Linked DNA regions of Homo sapiens: region 2 is linked to region 1. A link is a loop called in an ENCODE intact Hi-C map of the cell type or tissue named here. Cell type or tissue: PC-9. All regions are shown on one strand. Links, peaks and the distances in the headings refer to the core of each region. The heading gives the core; the rest is flanking DNA.

Region 1 (5,029 bases), core at 1-4,000:
ACTAGAAGTGTGATTTAAAGTGGTTGGCATGCAAAATGATTTGGAACGTTTGGGGTTTGGGGTAGGGAGAGAGAGGTTGGAAGTAGGAAACAATTAGAAGGCAAACGCTTTGGGCAAGGTATCACATTGAAACCTGAACAGCAGTGGGACTTGCTGGGGGTTGGGACAAAACTAGGCAGATGTAAGCATCTAGTGAATCTAGAGATTAGGGTGTTCTGTGACCAAGAATGAGCAGAAGACCTGCTAGGCTCAAGATTCAGGAGATTCTCAGGTCCAAAGCCAGTCCTCAGTCTCCGAAGTCAGTCAGGCAGAAGGGAAGTTGGATCAAGCTGGCCAGAGTTGAGCTCAGGAAGTCAGTGCACTTTCTCTTGTCTGGTTCCTGCATCGTTTTACTTGTGTAAAATCATCAAGATCCCTAAACCGATGTCTGAACACCAGGCTTCTAGGCAGAGCTCCACCGTGTGACCTTGGGCGCATCACTTATTTCCCCCAGGCCTCAGTTCTTCTGAAAGATGAGGGGAAGAACTCACATTCAAAGGCCCTCAGCTTTAGCGTCTTATTTTAGGTGATCTGGGCAGAAGAGTCTCACTGTGCTCCTCTCCCTTTCATATTTCCTGCTTTGGTAGGAAGTCATCTCAAGACTTGAGTGTATAGGCATGAGGAAGTCTGCTAGAGGACAGGAAGAATATTGCTTAAAGAATAAGAGCTACAGCCCTGATGGAAGGGGTAAATTGGCCTGGGAAAAGCCCTGCCTCTGCTACCTGCTTCCCAAGTGACCTTGAACTTAACTCTTTAAACCTCAGTTGCTGCATCTATAAAATGAGAATAATAGTATCTTTTTTATAGGGTTTTTTTTGTTTTGTTTGTTTGTTTTTAGACGGAATCTCCCTCTGTTGCCCAGGCTGGAGTGCAGTGGCACGATCTCGGCTCACTGCAACCTTTGCCTCCCGGGTTCAAGCGATTCTCGTGCCTCAGCCTCCTGAGTAGCTGGGATTATAGGAGTGCACCACCACGCCTAGCTAATTTTTGTATTTTTAGTAGAGATGGGGTTTTGCCATGTTGGCTAGGCTGGCCTGGAACTCCTAACCTCAAGTGATTCTCCTGCCTTGACCTCCCTAAGTGCTAGGATTACAGGTGTGAGCCAACGTGCCTGGCCAGGGTTGTTTTGAGACATGAATGAGGTGGACCTTTACAGGCACTTGGTTCAGGGCCTGACCCGTAGTGAGCATTTGATAAATGTTACCTATCTATGTTGTCATGGGCTGGGAGTGTGGGAACAGGAAGTGTCTCATGCCAGAAGCACTGTGAATTTTCTCCTTTAATCATTGCCTTCATTTTCTTTGAACCTTATTCAGATTGTCCATGCCTTTGTAATTGTAGACCCTCTAAACTATAATTAGTCCAAATAAAATGGACTCACCTTATGCCATGTTCTTGTTGAAGGGTCCTCTTTCTTTCTTTCTTTCTTTCTTTCTTTCTTTCTTTCTTTCTTTCTTTCTTTCTTTCTTTCTTTCTTTCTCTTTCTCTCCTCTTTCTGTCTCTCTCTTCTTTCTCTCTCTCTCTCTCTCTCTTTCTTTCTTTCTTTCTTTCTTTTTCTTTCTTTCTCTTTTCTTGCTCTATTGCCAGGCTGGAGTGCAGTGGTGAGATCTCGGCTCACTGCAACCTCCGCCTCTGCCTCCCAGGTTTAAGCGATTCTCCTTTCTCAGCCTTCCGAGAAGCTGGGACTACAGGCGTGCGCCACTAATTTTTGTATTTTTAGGAGAGACGGGGTTTCACCATGTTGGCCAGGATGGTCTCGATCTCTTGACCTCGTGATCCACGCTCCTCGGCCTCCCAAAGTGTTGGGATTACAGGCACGAGCCATTGCACCCGGCCAGATCTTCTTTTTTGTAACATGCTAAGTAATACAATCTCTATTTAGCTTGATGTCCACGGTGATAGCAGGATTCTTTTCGGATTTCTGCCATAGTTAATTATTCTGCATTCTTTTGTCCCTAGTGTGTCATATTGAAATTTTTCTTTTTTCTTTGTTTTTGATGACTTCTCCAGTTATTCATGCTAGTTTTGCATTCCTGTCCAAGAACATTTTTGCTGCTTGTTTATTTTTAATTTCATAAACTAAAGCGTTTGAGGTTTTAAAAACCCAGAATTGAGTTTTCTCAGAGCTGCTAATCTTTCTAGCCAGCTGGTGACGAGGCTTCTCAATTCTTGTTACAGGATGATGTGTTCTGTCCTCCTGTCTGTGCTTTGTCTAATTTAGATTCTAAATCCACATGTTTAGGACATTTTTAGCGTGTCAAAATTTATTACCAAAGTAGTGCTGACTTCAGGGAAAAATTTTTAATGGAATCTTTAGTCACTCATGTTGACACAAGGTGCTTGTCCTAGTGCAGGAATCTGTGTGGCACCACTAGGTGGTGCCAGACTGCATCATTTTTAAAGACAGCCTTTTCTCTTCCAACTCTTTTGCCACTGTTCTCTTTTTTGCTTCTTTGCCAAATTTGGACCGAGCTTTGAAAACTTCATATAAACTTTCTCTTAGTGAGTTATGTTGCTTATAGCTTTTCCCTCCACCTTGCCTGTTTTAGTCTTCTTGTTTCAATAGTTTTGATAGTTTGACATTCAGATAAAACTTAAAACTGAAGCCCAAAGTAATTACTAAATGTATCTCGACTGATCTGTGGTTTTAAATTCACCAACAGTGCATCTCCCTACTTGCTTAATCATATTGATTTTGAGATTAAATCAGTCTCATAAATATGTTAGTCTTCAGCCCACGGTAGTTCTCATCCATCTGCAGACTTTTTTTTTTTTTTTTTTTGAGATGGAGTCTAACTCTGTCACCAGGCTGGAGTACAGTGGCGCCATCTCAGCTCATGGCAATCTCTGCCTCCTGGGTTCAAGCGATTCTCTTGCCTCAGCCTCCCGAGTAGCTGGGACTACAGGTGCTTGCTACCACGCCCAGCTAATTTTTGTATTTTTAGTAGAGACAGGGTTTCACCATGTTGGCCAGGATGGTCTCGATCTCTTGATCTCGTGATCCACCCGCTTCGGTCTCCCAAAGTGCTGGGATTACATGTGCGAGCCACCACGCCCAGCCCCATCTGCAGATATTTTTACCAGTCCTATCCACTCATGCCTGTACCTTCTAATGTTATTAAAGTCAGTTTTATTATCATTGATGACCATGAGACTTAATCAAAAGGTCAAGCTAGAAACAGAGAATATTCAAAATTTCTTTCCAGGCAAACATCTGGGTTCAATAGAAGCTAGTTCACATGAATGGATCATGCTCTAGCTCTGTTGTGCTGGAGCTTTTTTGAAGGAATGCATTGTTACATACTAACCACAATTTTTACATTGTCCAGGGCAGGAGTAACCAGTTGGTTGATACTTAGTCAGGGGTTGTGTTTCGTAATCTGCTAGTTGTACTTGATGTTTAGGCATTTGAAATTTAACCTTGTGCCTTATTTGTGCTGAATTTACTATTGTTTCCTATTTGTAGTGCTCTGCAAAATTATTCTCAGTATATCACACATTTGTAATCATTGCCAATCACTGAATATCAATAACATGCTAGGTGATAAGAACTTCTATTTTTCAGCAGCATTATCATTCCCAATTTTACTACATCAGAGAGTTCATCATTATACAGTCAACTCATGATTATTAGGAGTAAGGAACGTAATAGCAGACCCTGAATGAGGGAAAAGAATGTGAAACCACACATAAACTAAAGGTGAAGTCATTTACATCCCTGAAAATGATTTTAAGATACAGAATGAGATGTTAAAGGATCAAAAGAAAATTATCGTAGCAATGAAAAATGCTACATGGTTTATACAAAGTCATGTCAAGCTCATAGACTCAGAGAGTGGTGTTAATCCTGAAGACCACTTGATGATTATGGAAGCCGAGACCCAAAGAGGTTAAGTGACTTACCCAGCACAGCGGGTTTGGGTGTTTTATAGCTGTTTGACTATATGAGCTATGATTGCTCTCATGTTGTGAGCTAAATTCCAAAGATATTGTCGTGTTTGCTTTTGTGGGGACTGTATTGCTTTCATAGCATGATGGTTGTATTGTTTCTTTTTGCTTTGTCATCTGTCAGTCAACTTTGAAGTGAATCTTCTTTGTTTACAGCATAGTAAAATATGGTGATTGCATGGCTCATAAGAGATTTACAAATGAAGAAACTGAGGCCCGGTTGAGCTGCATGGCACACCCAAGTCATAGACTTGTGTGTGGTTGAGGCAGAGAATCTAGGATACAGACCTCCCTGCTGGGTTCCTCCCGCTCCCATAACTGCTCTGCACTTCAGCGGGAAAGATGCCAGAAACTGCAAGCATAAGGCCTTTTTTTCCCCTAAAAAACTGTAATTCATTTGGTTTTGAAAGACTTACCAGAGTTTAAAAGCTCCATTTTGTGGCTTCCCAAGGTGCTGTGATTTGTTTCTTACTAGTCTCCTTTGTTCTGTGGAAAATTTTCTTCTTTGGTTGTTTGAGATTTAGATTTCCTTGCCAAGGTATTTTTAGAGAGAGGAAATCAGTATGTTTCACCAAAGGGGTAAAATATATACCTTAAGGCCTAATTATGCAATTACATTTTTAATAACGAGTGTCATAAATTCTTGCTTCATTGCAATCATTAATTGGAAGACTGTTCTGCTCAGAAGCCTCATCTAGTTATCATGATTATCATCAACATCGTCAACCAACCACAAGCATCAAGCATTTATGGAGTATCCACAGATTATGCAGCACTTGCCAGGGTTCTGGGAGACTTAATCTGTGTGTGTGTGTGTGTGTGTGTGTGTGTGTGTGTGTGTGTGTGTACACCCTTGCCTTCAAGGAGTTTGTGATCTGCAGAACTGGAGGAAAGACAGAAAACTTGGGGAAAGACAAGTACCTCATTTTTCAATATGTGTAAAGCCCATACTGATTCATGTATGTGGCATTGGGGGACATGGACAGCAGGGAGACAAAGGGATAGATCTTAGAAAGGTCTAGTTACAAATAAATGGAAGCAC
Region 2 (4,835 bases), core at 656-4,655, 580 kb after region 1:
CACCAGAACTCCCTGGCCACCATTCTCCAGGGCCCCAGGCACACTGGGGTGGGAACTAATGAAATCCAAATGTGAAACTCTAGGCCTTTCATGTGGTTGCTGGTCAGAAGCACATTTGATAAGGTGTCCCGGCTGTCCTGGCCGTCCCTACATGAAGTCTGTCTAGCCAAGGCATTTCCAGGGGTCTAATGAGAAGGGAACTGTGGTTGGGTGATTTCGAAGGTGATGGGAAAGACGTTGTTTTTCATTTATAAAGCTGCCAGGGCCAGTTGGGGAAAAGCAGAGGAAAGGGAAACTACAAGAAAGTAGATCCAAAGAAACAGAACCTGAAAGAGCTCCCCAGGCTGCTGCCTAGAACATCTGGAACTAAGCTAATGGGCATGGAGGGAGAGCAGCTGCCAAGCCATCTCTTGGCACGAGCTCTGAGAGCCGCCTGAGGGAGCTGGAGCAGACGCCGTGGGACTTTTCCCCTGAGTTATTGCAGCTTCCTCCTGGAGCCGGCCCGGGGTGGCGGCTCAAACATGGAAATGTGGTCTGAATCCTCTTCCCAGCAACCGCTGCTGGGCCTCAGTTTCTCTCTGTGAGGCGGGCAGTTGAGCGAAATGAAATTATAATATTTAATTATAATATTGCGAGTGTCAGACACTGCGCTGAGTTCTGCATGTGGATCCTCTTAATCCTTAAAACAACTCCAGAGGTGGCAATGATTGCACCCACTTTACAGATAGAATAACTGGTCAGAGAGGGTGTGTGTGTGTTACCTAAGGTCACGGAGCCAGCAAGGGCACCGGGTGAGAATTTGAACCCAGAGCCACTGGCTTCCTAACCACAGCGCTCTCCTGCTGAGCAGGGACAAGTACTCATCTTCCCAGCTCTCCCTGCAGTCAGGGAGCCAGAACACCCTGGGACCGGAAACTGCTGCCTGGATGACCTCAGCCAGCTACCTCGTTTCGCAGACGGGGAAAGTGAGAACCAGAGAAGGCCGGTGACTGGCCCAAGGTCACGTTGTGTCCCATATCCTCCTCTCATTCCCGGACGTCCAGCTCCCCAACAGCCCCAGCACAGAGCTGGGGAAAAATCTTCAGAGACATCCCCTTGGGAAGACAGCTGGAAGGCAGGGCTGAGCCGGGGTCATTTGTGACCCAGCGGTGAGGTGATGAGGTACTGACGAAAGTACTGTATTTCCCCCTTTTGAGAAACGCTTTGGCATCAGATGAGTCTTGGGGGAGGGAGGAGAGGAATTTGGCAGGGATCTGGTTATAAGCCATCTGGAGGGTGGCGTGAGGACCGGAAAAGCCGCTGCCCGTTCTGTTTGGTCTCATCCCCTGAATGAGGTCACTGAATGTGCACGGGAGGCTCAGCGCTGCCCCACTCCAGCCTGATGGAGAAATCCTACCCGAAATCCCAAAGCAGGGCAGGGACATTCCCACCAGATACTTTTGCAGCCTTTGTCCTGTGGGACGAAGCAAGGGATGATGACACACTCGCCTGCCCACCCGGAAGTGAGTCTCAGGTCATTGCATCAGAAGGGTGACAACCTAACACAAGTCATTGCTAAGCAACTCTCGCGTGCTCAGTATTCACATTTTCTTGCTTCATTCTGACCACTACACTGCACAGGAGCCATTATTCTCACCCCCCGCCTCCATTTACAGATGAGGACACCGAGACCCAGAGAGTTTTTTGTTTTGTTTTGTTTTTTGAGATGGAGTCTTGCTCTGTCACCCAGGCTGGAGTGCAATGGCACGATCTCAGCTCACTGCAACCTCTGCCTCCTGGGTTCAAGAGATTCCCTTGCCTCAGCCTCCTGAGTAGCTGGGACTACAGGCACCTGCCACCACACCCAGCTAATTTTGTATTAGAGATGGGGTTTCACCATGTTGGCCAGGCTGGTCTCCAACTCCTGACCTCGTGATCCACCTGCCTCAGCCTCCCAAAGTGCTGGGATTACAGGCATGAGCCACCGCGCCTGGCCTGTTTTATTTTTTGTTTTGTTTGTTTGTTTTGTTTTGTTTTCAGAGATAGGGTCTGGCTTTGTTTTCCAGGTTAGGGTGCAGTGGTGCGACCATAGCTCACTGTAGCCTCAAACTCCTGGGCTCAAGCAATCCTCTCGCCTCAGCCTACCAGGAACTGGAACTACAAATGCATGCCACCATCCCCAGCTAATATTTTTCCTTTTTGGAAAAATGAAGTCTCACTATGTTGCCCAGGCTGGTCTCAAACTCCTGGGCTCAAGTGATCCTCCTGCAGTGCTGGGATTACAGGCATGAGCCACTCTGCCCGGCCAATCTCAGAGAGTTTTGATGAAGTTACAAAATTCTGACCATGGAGCCAGAACTCAAATCTAGGTATGTGAGGTCTGAGCCCAGGCTTCCACCAGGGCCACTGTGCTGCAACTGCCACCACTTCCTGGCACCTCAAGTGACACCCGAGCATCATTCAAGGGAAATGGCCCATATCCCGGCAATTCCCCCACCCGCCCCACTTTCTTCTCTGAATTAGGGACTTCGGCAGAGACAGAGCCCCAGCAGCCTCCACCCGTCCCCTCGTGTCGGCCTTGCTCACCCACGGATGAGTCAGTTGGAATGTTTGGACATCCCAGCTCAGCGGCTGTGGTACCAGGAGCTGTCAGGAGGCGGGAATGCAGAGAATGTGGCTCACTGTGCTCCCGCCCGCCCAGGCTGAATCCGCAGAGAGGTTTGGAAGGTGAATGACACAATGTTTGTCAAGGGTTTGGGACGACAGGTGCATGTGAAGATGAGGACAAAGACTGATTCTTTTCTTGGGGCTGCCAGCACAGTTTCGCATCCCTCCCACACATGTCCGCATTCCAGGCCCAGACACTCCGTGCCCTGGGCTCCTATGAAGGGCAAGAAACCACTGATTAGGAAGCAAGAAGAAGAAAAAGAAATGTCCCAGGCTCTTAAAAGAAAGAGTGTTTGACCTCTTTACCCAAATGCCATCCTGAAACACAGCTTTTTTGTTTTTCGTTTTTTTTTTCTTTTAGAGACAGGGTCTTGCTCTGTCACCCAGGCTGGAGTGCAGTGGCACGCTCACAGCTCACTGCAGCTTCCAACTCCTGGGCTCAAGCGATCCTCCCGCCTCAGCCTCCCAAAGCACTGGGATTACAGGCGTGAGCCACTGCACCAGGCCCTGAAACACTGCTTTGATTCTGTCTCTCTCCTACTCAGATGCCTTTGTGCAGGCCGACAATCTTTTCTGGTGTCTTCTCTGTGCGGGGCTGTGTCTGGGCACTGAGTAGACAGTAGTGAAGAAGATGATGATAGTCCTTCCCCAGGGAGTTTCCTTTCTGGAGAGAGGTTCAGATAATTAAAAAGTGAGTGCGCTCACGCCTGTAATCCCAGCACTTTGGGAGGCCAAGGCGGATGGATCACAAGGTCAGGAGTTCGAGACCAGCCTGGCCAATATGGTGAAACCCCGTCTCTACTAAAAATACAAAAATTAGCCAGCCATGATGGTGGGCACCTGTAATCCCAGCTACTCAGGAGGCTGAGACAGGAGAATCGCTTGAACTCGAGAGGCGGAGGTTGCAGTGAGCCGAGATTGCGCCATTGCACTCCAGCCTGGACGACAGAGCGAGACTCTGTCTCAAAAAAGAAAAGTGAGTGTGTGATTACAGATGAGCAGTGTGGGGGAGGAAACAAACTAGGTCTATGATGGAAATTAGGGGAATGGGGTTCCTTTAAAATGAAATCAAACTCCGAGAGCTGCGTGCTGCCTAAATGTGTCACCTCACTGCCCACTGAACACACCATATTTTTCTGCCTCACTGCCTCAGTTCCTGTAATCTCCCCATCCGGGTTCCTTTTTCCTCCCACCTTTCCAGAGTCTGTGCTGCCCACCCCGCCATCCAGAAACTTCCTTGCCCACTTAGGGCTCTGCCCTGTGGATATAAGGTCACCTTCTCATCTCTCTCCCTTCCTATGGGAAGCATAGTTATCTCATGCACCAAGGCTGCGTGAGAATTCCCTCTGACACAAGGGCCCCAGAATCTTTTATTTTGGTGCCAGGCACTGGGGAGATGCAAAATAAATAGTTCTTTAGCAAATGAGCATCCCCAGACTCTGGCTGACTGTGGAAGGTCTGGAGAATGAGCAAAGAAATCGCGTTTAAGAAATGCTCAGTGCAGGAGCCAGCCTGGACCGTGTGGATTCAGGAGGTCCACATCACATGCACGCTGTTCAGGAAGGAGGAAGGGCTAAGGGTAGGAACTGTTTGATCAGCCCCTCTTCCGGAAGCTCAGGCCCCCAGATGTTGCCTTGATTACCTATCAAAATGAGCAAATGCCAGATTCACCCAAGGCTTCGCTGACGCAGGGCACTGGAGAGAGAAAAACCACTGAGCTGATTATTTTGGCTTTATCCACCACATCTGTTTCAGCTCAGCATCTCTGCTTGTCATCTTTAAAGAGATGGCTGCAGCGTTACAGAATCTTAGAGCTGGAAATGGCCTTGGAAGTCCTCACATCTCTCCACCTCCTTTTGCAGATAAGGGTCATGTCGCTCAGAGGCTGTGACTCACCCCCGGCCACGTGGCCGGTAGGAGGCCCAGCTGGGCCCGGAAAGAGGACCGTGGTTCTCAGCTCCCAGGCCGGAGCTTTCCCCGGTTTTCCAAGCTTCCTCTTGGATCACACCAAGTCGTTTCCCCATTCGCCTCCGTTAGGCCTCACGAGTGAGAGAAGCTAGCCATGGCCCTTTCTCTCTCACTTCCCTCACTGCCCACCGCCCCCAAAAAAGGGAGAGATTCTCTTCCAGAACCAAACAGCGATGTTTTTTTTCCTCAACCGACGTCCTGTACCCTCCAAACTAGGCCCA

The links. Hi-C counts contacts between places; a loop is a spot of excess contacts. Peaks named below come from ENCODE experiments on the same cell type or tissue, not always from the same donor. Only the 100,000 strongest peaks of a DNase experiment are listed, where the experiment ranks them.
Region 2: a loop joins it to region 1, with 11 times the contacts of the local background. A loop is called at or near these places in 3 of 110 quality-filtered maps.

What each region holds. Positions count from the first base shown.
Region 1 is chr22:29,623,352-29,628,380 of GRCh38, forward strand. The region is part of intron 1 of NF2 (NF2, moesin-ezrin-radixin like (MERLIN) tumor suppressor); the gene reads left to right. Among named protein-coding and RNA genes, the nearest start is that of NF2, 22 kb to the left of the region's middle. In PC-9, for the core only: a CTCF peak has its summit at 2,419 (motif pointing right); DNase peaks (open chromatin) are centred at 1,240, 2,410 and 3,360; H3K4me3 peaks cover 340 bases; H3K27ac peaks cover 4,000 bases.
Region 2 is chr22:30,204,483-30,209,317 of GRCh38, forward strand. LOC105372988 (a long non-coding RNA gene) reads right to left here and starts at 2,712. Exons shown (of 3, transcript NR_188588.1): 1 at 2,566-2,712. It also overlaps a transcript of HORMAD2 not described here. RefSeq lists enhancers at 1,248-2,447, 2,302-2,923. In PC-9, for the core only: no CTCF peak of the experiment used is centred there; DNase peaks (open chromatin) are centred at 1,429, 2,699 and 4,549; H3K4me3 peaks cover 1,167 bases; H3K27ac peaks cover 4,000 bases.